Regions from separate parts of the Homo sapiens genome. Here region 1 is linked to region 2. The links are chromatin loops, found by intact Hi-C in ENCODE. Cell type or tissue: CD14-positive monocyte. All regions are shown on one strand.

The links. Peaks named below come from ENCODE experiments on the same cell type or tissue, not always from the same donor. Only the 100,000 strongest peaks of a DNase experiment are listed, where the experiment ranks them.
Region 1: a loop joins it to region 2, with 2.5 times the contacts of the local background. A loop is called at or near these places in 7 of 110 quality-filtered maps.

Annotation. Positions count from the first base shown.
Region 1 is chr7:158,860,160-158,868,159 of GRCh38, reverse strand. All of the region lies in intron 1 of DYNC2I1 (dynein 2 intermediate chain 1), which reads right to left. Among named protein-coding and RNA genes, the nearest start is that of DYNC2I1, 7.6 kb to the right of the region's middle. RefSeq lists an enhancer at 6,101-6,600. In CD14-positive monocyte, no CTCF peak of the experiment used is centred here; no DNase peak of the experiment used is centred here; H3K4me3 peaks cover 1,556 bases; H3K27ac peaks cover 864 bases.
Region 2 is chr7:158,972,460-158,980,459 of GRCh38, reverse strand. It overlaps LOC124901795 (a long non-coding RNA gene), which reads right to left and starts at 6,159. Exons shown (of 2, transcript XR_007060626.1): 1 at 5,943-6,159; 2 at 1-3,792. RefSeq lists enhancers at 3,637-3,686, 3,697-3,816, 3,758-4,498. In CD14-positive monocyte, CTCF peaks have their summits at 3,010 and 3,214 (motif pointing right); a DNase peak (open chromatin) is centred at 3,239; H3K4me3 peaks cover 1,015 bases; H3K27ac peaks cover 828 bases.

The sequences.
Region 1 (8,000 bases), 110 kb after region 2:
TCAAGCTGATTCCCCTTCCTCGAACGTGGGCCAGATTCTATGTCACACTCTTCTTCATCATCGTCTTTTTGTTTTTTTGACAGGGTCTGGTTCTGTCACCCAGGCTGGAGTGCAGTGGCGCAACCTCGGCTCAAGTCATCCTCCCACCTCAGCCTCCTGAGTAGCTGGGATGACACCTGGCTAATATTTGTATTTTGTAGAGATGGAGTTCCGCCATGTTGCCCAAACTCCTCAGCTCAAGCCGCCCGCCCTGCCACACTTCTGATGAGGAGGACGGGGTGGAGGCCCAGCTGTGCGCCTTCCTGCTCAGGGTCCCTTCCAGAGCTTCCACCTGGCTGTGGTGCCCGCTTGCTCTCACCGCGCACCCTGGGAGACGCCATAGCACAAGGATGCCCAAGCACTCCCGGGGAGGCCCAGGAGAGGCCGGCACCAGCCCACACGTCAGAAGGGCCCCTCAGCCCAACGCAACCTTCAGAGAGCGTGAGGACTGCACCCTAACGTCCCCCCACGCCACCCCCAAACCCTAACCTACAGGAACCATGAGGACAGTAAAGGTTGACTGTGCTCTAAGGCAAGGTTGGGACTCCCCTTCTGCACCCTCGCCGCCACCTGGAGCGCCTCCTGTCACACTGCACCACTGCCTCCTGGCAACCCTCGCGATAGTGATTCCTACAAGATCCGCGCTGGTCTCCCCGAGGGGAGCATGAGCTTTGCCAGTGCAGCCACAGCTCCTTCTTCTGTGCCGCTCCTGCTCCACAGCTGCACTGAGGCCTCAGCAGAACCTCAGTGCAGAACACGCAGGTGCTTATCACCATGCCACAGTAACACACTCCAACAACACAGGGTACAGCCCTACAACCCCGGTACAACAGAGCTTCATGCTTAACCTAACCGCGTATCACCACGCCATAGTAACACACTCCAACAACACAGGGTACAACCCCACAACCCTACAACCCCACAACCCTGGTACAACAGAGCTTAATGATAAACCTAACCTCAGCTAAGCAAACTCAATCAAGGATGATTTCCTGCAGAGAATATACCATAATTATTCAATTTTTCCCTTTGAGAAACACTTCCTTAAAGGTATAAATAAAGGAAGCATTTGGGGGTTTGTTTCAAAAAAAAAAAAAAAAAACAGATTTAGTCCAAATGAAAAATGGAAACTTTTCATGGACAAGCCACTAAAACTCTTCCTGGAATGTGAAAATTAGGGCAAACAAAAAAAGCTGTAATACCTCATAAATATATTAAACAATTTTTTTTTTTTTTGAGACGGAGCCTTGCTCTGTCGCCCAGGCTGGAGTGCAGTGGTGCGATCTCAGCTCACTGCAACCTCCACTTCCTAGGTTCAAGCAATTCTCGTGGCTCAGCCTCCTGAGTAGCTGGGATTACAGGCGCCCGCCACCACGCCCGGCTAAGTTTCGTAATTTTAGTAGAGATGGGGTTACCCCATGTTGGTCAGGCTGGTCTCGAACTCCCAACCTCAGGTGAGCCCCCCACCTCGGCCTCCCAAAGTGCTGGAATTGCAGTTGTGAGCCACCACGCCCGGCCAACTATTTGTTTAAAGTTAACTCCTACAGAGAGGTTTAATATAGGACCTGCTATAAAAAAAGGGCTGAATGGAACCCAGGACACGAGTGACCAGAGAGGGGACGCCCAGGATACTCGGGGACAGTCCAACCAGGAGACCCAGGAGACCAGGGTACCACAGAGAGGGGACGCCCAGGACACCAAGGGGCAGTCCAACCAGGAAACGTGGGCACCACAGAGAGGGGACACCCAGGACACTCAGGGACAGTCCAACCAGGAGACATGGGCACCACAAAGAAGGGATGCCCAGGACACCAATGGACAGTCCAACCAGGAGACATGGGCACCACAGAGAGGGGACACCTAGAACATTAGGGGACAGTTCAACCAGGAGACGTGGGCGCTGCACACAGGGGACGCTGAGGACATTCAGGGGACACTGGGAAGGCACAAGGCCACTAGCTCAGAATGTGAAAAGTAAGTATGTCACAAAACCCATCCAGTGGGGTTTCTTAATGGTTAACATTACTGATACTGACAAAGTTAAAAACCCTGAAGACAAGAGGTCTCTGACAGAGATCACAGGATTTTTCTTCGGCCTCTCTACTTTTCAGTATGAAAAGTAACAGCCATTTTCTTAAATGCACAGAATACTGACTACTTTGGAGCGCTTAAAACTCAGCTAATATGGACTGTTTACCCTCAAGTTTTCTATCCATGCTGTCTCCCTCTAGAGTTTCAAACTGTTCAACAGTGATTTACGACTTCCCTGCCCCGGTGCTGTCGGTCCCCACTTGCCACATGTAAACCACATGCTTCTGCCAAGGCCTTTTAAAGACCAACTTGACCTGCCCTCAGACTCTGCCCTATGGAGCAGCCCAGCAATCCACGCTTAAAATCAACTCTCCAAGTATGGAACCAAAGGGCAAAGTTCCCCAGCACTCCCAGGAGTGGAACAAACCCCAGCCTGGGGACTGGGGTGAGGAGACTCAGGAGAGCTAAGCAGCAAAACCATCAGCATGATTCAGCCCACGCACTAGTGGATGAGAACTGGAGCCTGCGGTCTTCAGCATCTGCAAGCACCTGTCCTGGGCCAGCATCCTTCATGCACATGGCAAGCAAACAGGAGATGAGCGGCTGCCCAGCACCAGCTCCCCAGGGCCTCTGTCCCTCGATTTATGCTCGATTTACATCAACTAAATCATCTAGAACCTTTTCATAACAAAATTCTATTGAGAACTGTACAGTAAGAACCCTGAACAATGTTTACATCCCTTTGATTTGCCTCCCGAATAAAACAGATGAAACTGATTTAACTCCCCTTCCCCTCAATGCAGGGCTTCAAGGGAATTCTTTTCCCCACTCTCATCTCATCCTGAAATCCAAGGAGAAGTAAACCTGGGCTGAAATCACTTCCAAGGTGGTATCACCTCCAAGGTGCACCATCAGAGGTGGTGAAGCCAAAACCTCACTTCAGGGAGGACACTCACAGCCCAGATGGAAAGCAAACCCCACCCCTGTGCCATCTTGTCCGACCCCCACTACGAGTGGGTGTGAGGGCTTCCGCGCTCTGTAAGCCAAACAGCAGAAGCCCCTGGACCTGACGCTCATTGTTCCTGCCACATAACCTCCGACAGCTGGGCAGACTCCAGCGAGAAGGTGCCACTGGCATCTGCAGCCACCTGTGGGCAGTGGGCTTCTCCCCTTGCTTTCTAACCCAGCCTCCTCTTTTAGAAAACACTCATCAGAGGTTAAAGTTAAATACTGATTTGAACTAGTTAATTGAACATTAAGAAATGTTTAAAAGAAGTTATTTTGAGCCAGGCATGGTGGCTCACACCTGTAATCCTAACACTTTGCTAGGCTGAGGTAGGAAGATTACTTGAGCCCAGGAGTTCAAGACCAGCCAGGGCAACACAGCAAGACCCCATCTCCATCAAAAAAAAAAATCAGCCAAGCATGGTGATTCAACCGCAGTCCCAGCTACTCAGGAGGCTAAGACAGGAGGCTCACTTGAGCCCAGGAGGTCGAGGCTGCAGTGAGCTGTGATAACTGCCACTGCACTCCAGCCCAGGCAACACAGCGAAACCCCATCTCTATTAAAAAATAAACAGAGGAAAGCGTCACCAGATACTACTATTTCTGCTTATAACATGTTTCTAAATCCACTCTTCCTTCCAGGGACACTGCCATAAATCCATTCTGGACCTTCAGGATGACCACTAGCTCTGTGCAAAGCAGCAAAGGCACTCTCCAGCCTGAGTCCCCACATGACAGAGACACCGCGGCCCAACCCTGTGACATTCATCTACATGGACCCAGTGGTATAGCGCTGACGTCCACATCGTCATCCTGTTCCCTGCATGACACTGAGAAAGAAAAGAAACTAATCTGAGGAATGTGAGCTCCTTTAAATGTTTAGGCCCAGAGCCACTGAAATGTGACAGTGGTCACGTCTCATTCCCCGCCACACCCAGAGCTAAGAACGTCTGCTCCCCCCCCCACACCCGGAGCTAAGGACGTCCCTCTCCCCCCACACCACACACACACACCGGGAGCTAAGGACTTCCCGCTCCCCACCCCGCCACACCCAGAGCTAAGGACGTCCCGCTCTCCCCCACATCCGCAGCTAAGGACGTCCTGCTCCCCGCAACACCAGGAGCTAAGGACGTCCCGCTCCCCACCCCCACACACGGAGCTAAGGACGTCCCGCTCCCCACCCCCACACACGGAGCTAAGGACGTCCCGCTCCCCCCTCCAACACCCTCCAACACCCGGAGCTAAGGACGTCCGGCTCCCCACCAAACACCCAGAGCTAAGGACGTCCCGCTCCCCCCCGCCCCCACACCGGGAGCTAAGGACGTCCCCCTTCCCCCCACACACCCGGAGCTAAGGACGTCCCGCTCACCGCCCCCCCCACACACACCAGGAGCTAAGGACGTCCCGCTCTCCCCACACCCCCCCCCAGCTAAGGACGTCCCGCTCACCGCCCCCCCCAAACACACCCGGAGCTAAGGACGTCCGGCTCACCGCCCCCCTCACACACACCTGGAGCTAAGGAAGTCCCGCTCCTCCCACACCCAGAGCTAAGTAAGCAGCCTGCTTTATGACCTCTTGACTCAGCATCACCACCAACAGCCATATTATTATTATTTAAAGAGTCTCATTCTGTCACCCAGGCTAGAGTTCAGTGGTGCCCAGAGGTGAAGCCTCCTGGGCTTCTGGGTGGGTGGGGACTTGGAGAACTTTTCTGTCCAGCTAAAGGACTGTAAACACACCAATCAGGACTCTGTCTTGCTGAAGGTTTGTAAACGCACCAATCAGCACTCTGTAAAAACGGACCAATCAGCGCTCTGCGTCTAGCTAAAGGTTTGTAAACGCACCAATCGGCACTCTGTAAAAATGCACTAATCAGCACTCTGTGTCTAGCTAAAGGTTTGTAAACGCACCACGATGTGGGCAGGGCCAAATAAGGGAATAAAAGCTGGCCCCCCTCCCCCCACCCCCAGCCAGCAGTGGCAACCTGCTTGGGTCCCCTTCCACACTGTGGAAGCTTTGTGCTTTGTTCTTCACAATAAATCTTGCTGCTGCTCACTCTTTGGGTCCACGCTACCTTTATGAGCTGTAACACTCACTGCAAAGGTCTGGGGCTTCACTCCTGAAGTCAGCGAGACCATGAACCCACCGGGAGGAACAAACAACTCCAGATGCGCCATCTTTAAGAGCTGTAACGCTCACTGCGAAGGTCTGTCGCTTCACTCCTGAAGTCAGCAAGACCACAAACCCACCAGAAGGAAGAAACTCCAGACACATCTGAACATGTGAAGGAACAAACTCCGGACACACCATCTTTAAGAATTGTAACACTCGCCGCGAGGGTCTGTGGCTTCATTCTTGAAGTCAGCGAGACCAAGAACCCACCAGAAGGAACCAACTCCGGACACAGTGCTATCATAGCTCACTACAGCCTTGACCTCCTGTGCTCAAGAAATCCTCCCACCTCAGCCTCCTGAGTAGCTGGGGCTACAGAAATGCACCACCATGCCCAGGCTTTTTTTTTTTTTTTTTTTTAAGAGATAGGGTCTTGCTATGTTGCCCAGGCTGGCCTCGAACTCCCATCCTCAAACAATCCTCCCTCCCAAAGTGCCAGGATTACAAGCATGAGCCACCACACCTGGCCAATAGCCATAAATTAACCTACCAATGTCATACACTGGACACCAGAATTCGTAACCTGCAGTTCAGTGATGTATAACCAATCAATAATCAATGTTATTTCTGTAAACCAGTACTTGACAAAGTATTTTGTAATCGTCCCCTGATTCGTCCTTTTCTCTTTAAACACTCAAGCCTCTCCTTTGTTCTCTGGAGCGCCTCCCAGTGTTTCCCAGGCTGTGGCCCTGATAGTCTCTATAATTAATTTTGCCTGGATTTTCTTTAGGTTGACGACACCAACATTAATTCTCAGAATTACAGAGTGGAATGAGCAGGAGCACTAACGGCCAGAGTGGTGTGCTTCACTAACCCTGCATGGCAACACACCAAACTAGGGCGCACGCTAAGAGACCCAGAGGGCAAGGCTGGCTCCCGCCTTTAGGACTGGGACATAATTTATCCTTTGCTGTCCTCATTTTTTTTCCAAAATTCCTTACACTAGAATTTTTAAGTTATCAAATTACTTAGGGCCAAATTATGAAATGCAGCCTATCCAGGTCTTCATTCTATTACTTGACTGTGTAACTGACGCTCCCTGGTAGGAAAAGTGCTCTGAAGAAAACGGTAACGAAGAAAACTAGGATGATCAGTTTCCATCACTGAATCCAAGGTTATTCCCTACAGTCACCGTAATTCACTCACCTAGGCCCTGGCTGGTGACCACACAGGCTGCTTCTAACACTCTGTACTCCATGTGACAAACGTGGCTGCAGGGAGCACCTGTGTTTTCGGTATGCATGTATTTGCAGATGAGAGTCCTATCTGTGAGCTGCTACGTCAAAGCTACGTCAAAGCGGCAGATGCCTAAAATGCTGCTGCGCTGAGTCTATTTTGTAGACAGAGCTGACCTCAGGCTGATTCCTTTCTAGACTTGGCTGACAGATGAGAAGTGTGGGGAGGGGGATGCCAGACTTTCGAGTGGTGAAATAGATTTCATTCAGTAACTGCAGGCGGGACGGGAAACAGCTGAGCTCCATTTCTGTTTGCACTGAGGTGAGGGAGTGTTTTAGGGGAGAACCCGGGCTAGGGGAGCTCAAGTGAAAAATTACAAAGGCTGGTCAGTGTGAGATTAAGCTCGCTGTGTCTGCTAGCTGATAATTACAGTAGTTAGGATTCTACCTTCCCAGAGAGACCAGAACAGAGGCCATCCTGTCCTTTCTGATATCTTTTCAAAGACACTCCTGAATTGCAGATTTAGAGACATCTCAAAAGGACAGAGAAGGATTCATAATTTAAGCCCTTTTAAACTCTCTTCAGAAAGGATGTCAGGGACCTATCCCCAGGTGTTGGCTAAAACAAACAGTAAATTATTCTGACAGCCCTGAGCTCTTTCAGACAACACTGAGCTGGGTTGTCCCAGAGGTGGCCTTACACCGCGAGGAGCAGTGTTAAACTTTCGTCAAGAATCAGCACAGGGCTTTGAATGGAGAGTTCATGCCAGAGTTTCTGCAGTTCTCTGGAGGAACCCCACAAGCGGATTGGTGAGGACCAACCTTGGAGACCCCACTGTAGCTACTCTAAAACATTCAGCCTTTCTAAAAACAGAATGAAACGGCATTGCACTGTACCTAAACAGTTCACATCACTAGTACATATCTCACATGAAAATAAAAAGGGTAGAAATTTATTTTAAACTAAGAATAACCTAAAAAACATGTCTACATTTTTCAAGCTATGATTAATAAATTTCATAACAATAAACTCACACATTACCTATCAATTGTTTGGTATGTAACAAAAAAACTTAGAAATTTCTAAAATTTTCATTGACCATAAAAATTAATAGTCATACACATTGTAAACAAGATAAATTAAAGAGTTTTGAAAGAGCTAATATTAAAGAAAATTGTCACCATGCAGGCAGGTGTAAAGCCTGCAAAGGTACCATTAAGTTTTTTCCAATAGCTACGACATACTGAAACTTGGTATGATCTCAGTACAAATAAAGAACATAAAACTATTTATATTCATCAGATTAATTATGTGAGCAACTAAGTACAATGAAACAAACTGAAAGAAATGCTTGGTGTATACTAAAAGCTATAATACCAGCGGGGTGAGATGGCTCACGCCTGTAATCCCAGCACTTTGGGAGACTGAGGCTGGTGAATCACCTGAGGTCAGGAGTTCCAGACCAGCCTGGCCAACATGGTGAAACCGTGTCTCTACTAAAAATATAAAAAAAATTAGCCCAGCATAGTGGTGCATGCCTGTAATCTCAGCTACTTGCGAGGCTGAGGCAGGAGAAC
Region 2 (8,000 bases):
AAGGGGTCCAGGGTTGGGCTCCAGGGTGCAGCCTGGACACCGCTTACATGTGCAGGTGTTGGCACCTGAGGTTCCACGCAGGAATTCAGGTTTGCCTGGAATAACCCCCGGCTGCCTTGTGGGAAATTAGATTAATTAAGAGAGGCCATGTGACCTGCTGCCAGTCGGCCCAAGGTGAGCTTCCAGGCCGTCTGCAGGTAGCCCTGCTCAGTGCTCCCCACGTGTTGTCCACAGTGCCTGCTGCCGGCAGGTCACCAATATGTCATTGCTGAGTGAGCAATTTGAGCACGGCACTGTCAGGTGCAGTGGGGCCTGCATCTGTCAGATCTGCAGGCTGGGGTGCGGCCAGGGTGGGGAGCTGTGGCCGCCCGCCCCAGCCTGACCTCCGCTCCACACACAGGAGGGTTTGGCCTTCCCTGCAGGCTTCCTCCTGAGCTCTGCTTTTTTTCTGCTTTGGAGTCTTCACGCTCAAGTTCGTGCTTTCCCTTACAACCAGGAGGACTCCGGAGGCCGGGCCGCAGCAAAACTTGCCTGTGGGTTTTATGAGAATTTACATAATCATCCCTGGTGTCACCCCCAGGGCGACTGCACTGATGATACAGGCTGTCTCCCTGGCTTGGCATCTAGCAGCACTTAAAGAGAGCCACGAAGTTTACAGCAGGGACTGAGCAGGCGGAGTTCTGGACTGAATCATCGTTTCCAGTTAGGAAGGGACTCGGGAGGGACCGGTCAGCAAGGCCTCAGCCTTGGCTTCTGTTTTTCTTTTGATGAAAGAAGGCAAGGCCGAGCCTCACAGAGACAGGGTGAACCTTGAACCACTCAGGGTGGCCAAAAAAAGTCTTCATGGAATCCTCCAGTGTATAAATGATCCTTTCAAAGCCTTCCCAAGGCAAGTGAGGCTGGACGGGGTTTTCTGCACCACAGTCCAAGCCTCCTCCTCCCCTGCTGCCTGGCTCTGACGGTGGCTACAAGAAGCTGCAAAGGCACCAATGGTTTGAAAGAGATTTAAAAGTAAAAAATCAGACAAACTGAGTGATTAGTTCCCAGAAGTAAGCACCTGGACGGAGAGAGGGAGCGGGAGGTAAGAGCTCCAGGGAGGCAGGAGGCCGCTGGTGGCAGCGCTCTGGGTCTCTGAGAATCTCAGGGAAACATTGGCGCTGACCCTTGTTGTGCGGAAGGCGAAGCTGCACCCCCAGGTGCATATTCCACTCTTATTCCTAGGAAGGTGGAAACCCCATCTGTGGTGGTTTAGGGCGACCGGTGCCTCGGAGTCTGATTTTCCCTTGGGTTTCAGGGCAGGGCGAGGTTCCCAGCTCCATCTGCAGCTGTAGCTTTCCTAGCCAGCCCGTCCCGAGAGCACGTCCAAGTGTCCATCCCGCCGTGGGTTCTGCCTAATTCTTGAGTAAACGGCTGCCATTTTGATGAACATCATTTGTCCTTATTGCTGTGGGGGTTTCCTGGCTTTTAGCAAATATTTACTCAATTTATCAACTGCACAATACAACATCGCCATTTATGACACTATTATTCTGCTCTCACCAGGGGTCTGGCCTTTGAAATGTAACCTCCGTGTATCCAGGGATTTCTCACTGAGCTTTAACATTTTACCCCCAGATAGTACTTGGCCCTGGAAACACGAAAGGCGGAGATTTGACTGTTATAAGGAGGAAAATAAATCTTTTTTTCAATTTAAAAGATGAATTCAAGTTAACAGACCTAGAAACGTTGGCTGAGCCTCCAAATGGAGACATGTGTACCCGCAGTCCCAGGCCATAAATAATCACGGCATCTGGCTAGCGAGCACCCAGTGCTATAAAGAATTATTGGACCATAAAAATAAGCCTTCAGTAATGTATAAAGAACCCCCACAACTCAACAACAAAAAAACAAACAGCTCGATTCAAAAATGGTCAAAGGACTTGAATAGACAATTTCTTCAGAGAAGACATACAAATGGCCAATAAACCCATGAAAAGATGCTCACTATCACAGGTCATTAGGGAAATTCAAATCAAAACCACAATGAGGTGCCACCTCACAGCCATTAGGGTAACAAGTATCAAAAATAGAAGACAGCAAGTGCTCGGGATGTGGAGAAACTGGAGGATGTGGGGACACCGGGACCCTTTACATTGCTTGAGGGGATGTAAAACAGGGCAGCCGCTGGGGAAGACAGTGTGGCGGCTCCTCAAAACCTTAAAAATAGAACTGCCATATGACCCAGCAATTTCACTTTTGGGTATTTCTCAAAAAGAACTGAGAGCAGGGACTTGGGCAGATGCCTGTGCACCCGTGTTTAGGGCAGCCTTATTCACACCCACTAAACATGGTCCAACCCAAGCGTCCGATAACGGATGAACGCATAAACAAAATGTGGTCTATCCATACGGTAAAGCATTATTCAGCCTTTAAAAAAGGAAGGGGATTCTGGCACCTGCCACAATGCGGATAAACCCTGAGGACATTATGCTCGGTGAAGTAAGCCAGACACAAAAGGCCCACGATGGTATGGCTGTGCTCAGAGACTGACGGTCATCAGATTCACAGAGACAGAAGGTAGAAGGGGGTGGGGGATGGGGAGCACTTGCTTAAAGGGACAGAATTTGTTGGGGAAAATGAAGGGGTTCTAGGGTGGACGATGGTGATGGCCACACATCATAGTGAATGCACTTAATGCCACACAACTGTGTACTTAAAAATAGTTAAAACCACTCATTTCACGTTAAAGAGCCTTCGGTGACAGTCTCAGGTGAGCTGATGTCATGAGCGGGAGACAGTGAGGGTGTGGACGTGTGGTTCATGGTGCAGCAGGGTCAGCCTTGGGGACCCAGAAAGCTGCACCGAATGTCGCCTCGGAAAAACGAAACAAAGTCAGGGCTCGCCCTCCCTTAAGTCTCCTCTTTCTGTTCGGACTTCACCTCCACCCTGCCTGTGTTCCTAACTTTGAAAGCTGTGGTGGGCGTGGGGAGTGGAGGAGCTGGGTGCCCCCCCGACCACCTGCCAGCCCCAGCTGGGAGCAGAGGCCTGAGGACGCGCACTGAGGGGCCAGGCGTGACCTTCTGCCTGTCATTTTTTCCTCTCTTCCTTTTTTTTTTTTTCGCTTTTCTTCAAGATTTTATCTTTTTGGAGCAGCTTTAAGTTCACATCAAATTACAAGAAAGGTACAGAGAGCTCCCACATACCTGACCCCCCAGAGCCTCTGCATTTCCAACAACGCCCAGCAGAGGGCGAATTTGCTACAGTTGATGAACCCACAGTAACGTCATTATCACCCAGAGCCACAGTTTTCATTAGGGCTCCGTCTCAGTGCTGTACGTGACGTTCTCATGGGATCTCTGGGGTGCCGATTTTTCCGGCCGGAAACCTCTGTGGCTGCAGCGCCTTTGCCAGAGCTCTTGTCCTGCGTCTAGGAAGAATGAGGTACGCAGACAAGTGAAGCGTGAAGAAGAAAAGTTGTATTTAGTGTCAGAACAGCTCAGAGGAGTGGGTGGCTCCTCTCGTAGGCAGGTCGTCTCTCGAGTGTTCAGCTTTCAGCAGAGAGGAGGCCCCAGAGAGGGAAGCTGCTCTCTGCAGGCAGGTCATTCAGATGTCTCTGCAGGTCTCTGAAGCTCTCAGCAGAGAGGGTAGCTCCTCTCTGTGGACAGGTTGTCTTGCCTTCTGCTGTTCTCAGTGGAGAGGGTACTCCTCTCTGCAGCTGGTCATCCCATCCGGTCGTCTCTCTGCCCTCTGTCCTCTTCATCCTGTGACCCTTCTCTGCCCTGCTCTGGCTGAGCCCAGAGCTTGTATGGACCTCTGAGGGGAGGAAGTGCATGCCGATTGGTCCATAAGTGGTCATGGGTGGGCCCAGAAGAGGCATCAAGAGTCCCCACTCCTGTCTGCAGCACTGGCAGCCCAGCCCCCAGCCTTCAGGCCCTCGCTGGCCTGAAGGTAGGGCCTTCCTGGGGACCTGCCCCTTCTACCCAGAAATCAATCTGCCTCCCACGGCCCTTCATGGCCCCTGGGCTTGGCCCCAGCCCCAGCTCTGAGATCGGAGCAGGCGCTAGGAGTGGAGAGAGGCCAGGCAGCAGAAGACACCCCCGAGCCTGCAGGGATGTGGTAGGGGGGGTCCTTCCTGGGGCCCCTGAGGGTGTAGGCTGCAGAAACACCCAGGTCCTGTACCCGGGAGGGCGGCCACAGCTGCACCTGGGAGCTCCCACCAACTCGGAAGGGGCAGGGCTCCTACTTGTCCCTAGCTCCTGCCCGCTTTTTGGAATAGGAGGCCCAGGTTTGCAGCCGTGGGTGCCGCAGCTGCAGCTGTACCCGGGAAGGCAGATCTTGCCTGTTCCCAGCTCCCTCAAGTGCACAGGGAGGCTCATATCCACAGCTGCAGTTTGGGCAGCTTCGTAGAGCAGGAGGCCTGGGTCTGCAGCTGTGGTTTGGGCAGGTGCAGCAGCACGGGGAGCACGGACAGCTCCCTTCCGAACTCAGAAGGGGCGGGGCACCCACTGGCTCCATGGAGTGTGAGGCCCCAGCCACGCTTCCCTGCTGCAGGCGGATGATGGCAGCAGCCACTGCTGTCAATGTAGGTTTGGCTACATGTGTAATGACACACATCCTCCATTATAGTATCATAGAGTTGTTCCACCGTCCCAAAAATATCCTGTGCTCCACCCATGCACCTCCCCTCCGTGCTCCACCCACGCACCTCCCCTCCGTGCTCCACCCACGCACCTCCCCTCCGTGCTCCACCCACGCACCTCCCCTCCGTGCTCCACCCACGCACCTCCCCTCCGTGCTCCACCCACGCACCTCCCCTCTTTGCCCCTCCTGTCTTCCTTCCCAGCTATGTAAACCCCTGACTTTAGCCGGGAAGGCGGGACGGATTTGAGTTTTGACTCCTGTCTCTCCAGCTGACACCGCCTGTAATAGAATAAAGCCTTCTTCCCCGGCAACTCTCTTTGTCTCAGAGACTGGGGGCTTTTTGTGCAGTGGGCAGCATGACCTGGACAGAACCCCTGGTGTTCGGGAACAACTTGTTGGAATTGTTGTTGGTATTGCATTAAATCTATGGATGAATTTGTGAGAAATTGACCTCTGATGATAGTGAGTCTTCCTGACCATGAATATGGAATATCTCTCCTTTCATTTAGTCCTTCTTTGACTTATTTCATCAGAGTTTTGTAGTTTTCCTCATATAGCTCTTGTACATACTTTGTTAGATTTATACCTCAGTATTTCATTTTCAGTAAATGGTATTATGTTTTTATTTTCAAATTCCACTCGCTCATTTGTAGTACATAGGAAAGCGACTGACTTTTACATATTAGCCTTGTTTCCTGCGACCTTGCTATAATTGCTTATTAGTTCCAGATCTGCCTTTCTTTCAGAGTCTATGTCTATCATGGCTCTGGGGTGTATTCTTAGCCCAACTTTACAACAAGCATCCTCAGTTTCTGCCTTGGTTCTTCTGACTATGGATGAGTATCATAAGAAATGAGATATTCACAGCTGGGCAGCCTCTTCTGTTTTAAAAATGTCCAACAGAGCTAAGAAGTCTACTAAGTTAACATGATTCCAAACAAAAGGCCAAAGAGGTCCTCATCCCACCCCCCAGGAAACTTAAAAATAAATTCACGGGAGGCTGAGGCAGGAGAATCGCTTGAACCCGGGAGGTGGAGGTTGCAGTGAGCCAAGATCGCACCACTGCACTCCAGCCTGGGCGACAGAGCAAGATTCCATCAAAAAAATTAAAGAAAGAGAAACCTGGGTGCCGCAGAGCCCCGAGGCCGGGCGGCCTTGCCTGCCTGGAACCCCCTTGGCGGCCCCGCGGGCTCCTCCCCACCCGCCTGGCCTCCCCCATCTCTGCGTTCGGGGCCTCCCCGGCTGCCCCAAGGCGCGTCCGTCCCCAGCAGGCAGCGCGTTTGCCTTCCCGTCCCTCCCACCACCCCCCCATTCCTGGCTACCTCGCCCCCCTCAAGTTGGGGCCGCCTTGGGGTCTTCGTTACTCCCGGGACGTCTCAGGCCGTTTCAGCCTCCGTTTATGGATGTTACCTTGCTCTGGAATGTTCTCCCCAGGGAACGCCCTCTCGCAGGGCCTCGGCGGCACACCCTCTGGAACCTTCCAGAATCCTCCGGAAGAGTCAGCAGAGCTGACTGCGCGGAGCGAGTGGCTGAAAGGAGGGCGGGGAGGCGGCCGCTCTCTATCTAAGAAGTGGCGGGTCTGGAGGGTGCGCGAGGGCAGGGCCGGGTGCCCAGGCCCCACCCACGGGCCCTGCGCGCCTGGACATTCTGTCAATGCCGGGAACGCGGAGGGCGGGCGCTGGCATCGGCCCTGGGAGGACAGGCGCTCCCGGAGCTCCAGACGCCAGGCCAGACCGCCGGGGACAGCGCGGGGTGCAAGGATGGGGGGCACAGAGAGGCGGGTGGGGGGCCTGGGCGAGGGTGGGGGGCGCGGAGAGGCCGGTGGGGGGCCTGGGCGAGGGTGGGGGGCGCGGAGAGGCGGGTGGGGGCCTGGGCGAGGGTGGGGGGCGCGGAGAGGCGGGGGGGGGGCCTGGGCGAGGGTGGGGGGCACGGATAGGCCGGTGGGGGGCCTGGGCGAGGGACCGCGCCTGCCCTGAGACTGAGCCGGGCCTGAGCGAGGGTTCCGCCGGGCGCCTGCAGTCGGGCAGCCTCGTGGCGCCCCAGCCACGGCCTCTGCACAGCACACATCTCCATCTGAGATGCAGAAACGCTAACCGGGTCCCTGCCACACGTCAAACGTCGGCGCGGGAAGCCACGGGCCTCCTCAGGCCGGAAAGGAACAGCCCGCCCCCTACTGTGCAGAGCGAGGCTCCGCGGCCTGAGGAAGGGAGACCTGCCTGGGCGCTGAGCTCACAGGCTTCTAGGCACCTTCGGAGGCCGCTGAAGAGCGGGGGTGGCGCGAGCTGGCGGTCACCGGGAAGCCCCGGTTACCATGGCAAGGCGATGGGTGCGCGGTTACCCGGCGTGCAGCCTCGCGAGGACACCTGGGCCACGGACGCGCCGCGCCCTCGGGGAGCCGGCTCCGGAGGCCTCTCTCTTCCTCCTCCTCCTACCCCTAATGACCATGGATTACTTTTGAAATGGAAAAACGGTAAACCTTTTCTAACATAAGTCACACTTATAAAGAAAGCATCTGCTAAAGAGGACGTGTTATGTCATGAAATGGGGGGCTCTCATCACGGCGGGGGTCAGGGAAGGTCCGCTAGGGCTTTAGCAGAAGAGATTAACCTGCTGACTACCAGGCGCCTTCCAATACTAATATTCTGAGATTTTAATATATTTTATATTACCATAAAGATCTTGAGTGCTTTAGAAATAATACTAGGTAGCTGAGCACAGTGGCTCACCCCTGTAATCCCACGGCTTTGGGAGGCCGAGGTGGGAGGCCCGAGGCCAGGAGGTTGAGACCAGCCTGGACAACATAACATCCCATCTCTACAGAAACCCACCATTTCATTAAAACATTAGCGGGGCATGGTGGCAGTGTTCGTGGTCTGGGAGGCTAAGCTGGGAGGATCACTTGAGCCCAGGAGTTTGTGGCTGCAGTGCACCATGGTCTCACCACTGCACTCAAGCCTGGGCAACAGAGCAAAACTCAATCCTACTGCGTAAAGTAGAAATACCATTTCTGGGCCGGGCGTGGTGGCTCACGCCTGTAATCCCAGCACTTTGGGAGGCCGAGGCGGCCGGATCACGAGGTCAGGAGATCGAGACCTTCCTGGTTAACAAGGTGAAACCCCGTCTCTACTAAAAAAACCACAAAAAATTAGCTGGGCGTGGTGGCAGGTGCCTGTAGTCCCAGCTACTCCGGAGGCTGAGGCAGGAGAATGGTGTGAACCCCGGGGGGTGGCACTTGCAGTGAGCCGAGATTGCACCACTGCACTCTGGCCTGGGCGAAAGAGCGAGACTCTGTCTCAAAAAAAAAAAAAAAAAAAAAAGGAAATACCATTTCTGGGTCATAAAAAAATATTTCAGACATCATTATTCCGGATATGTTAACT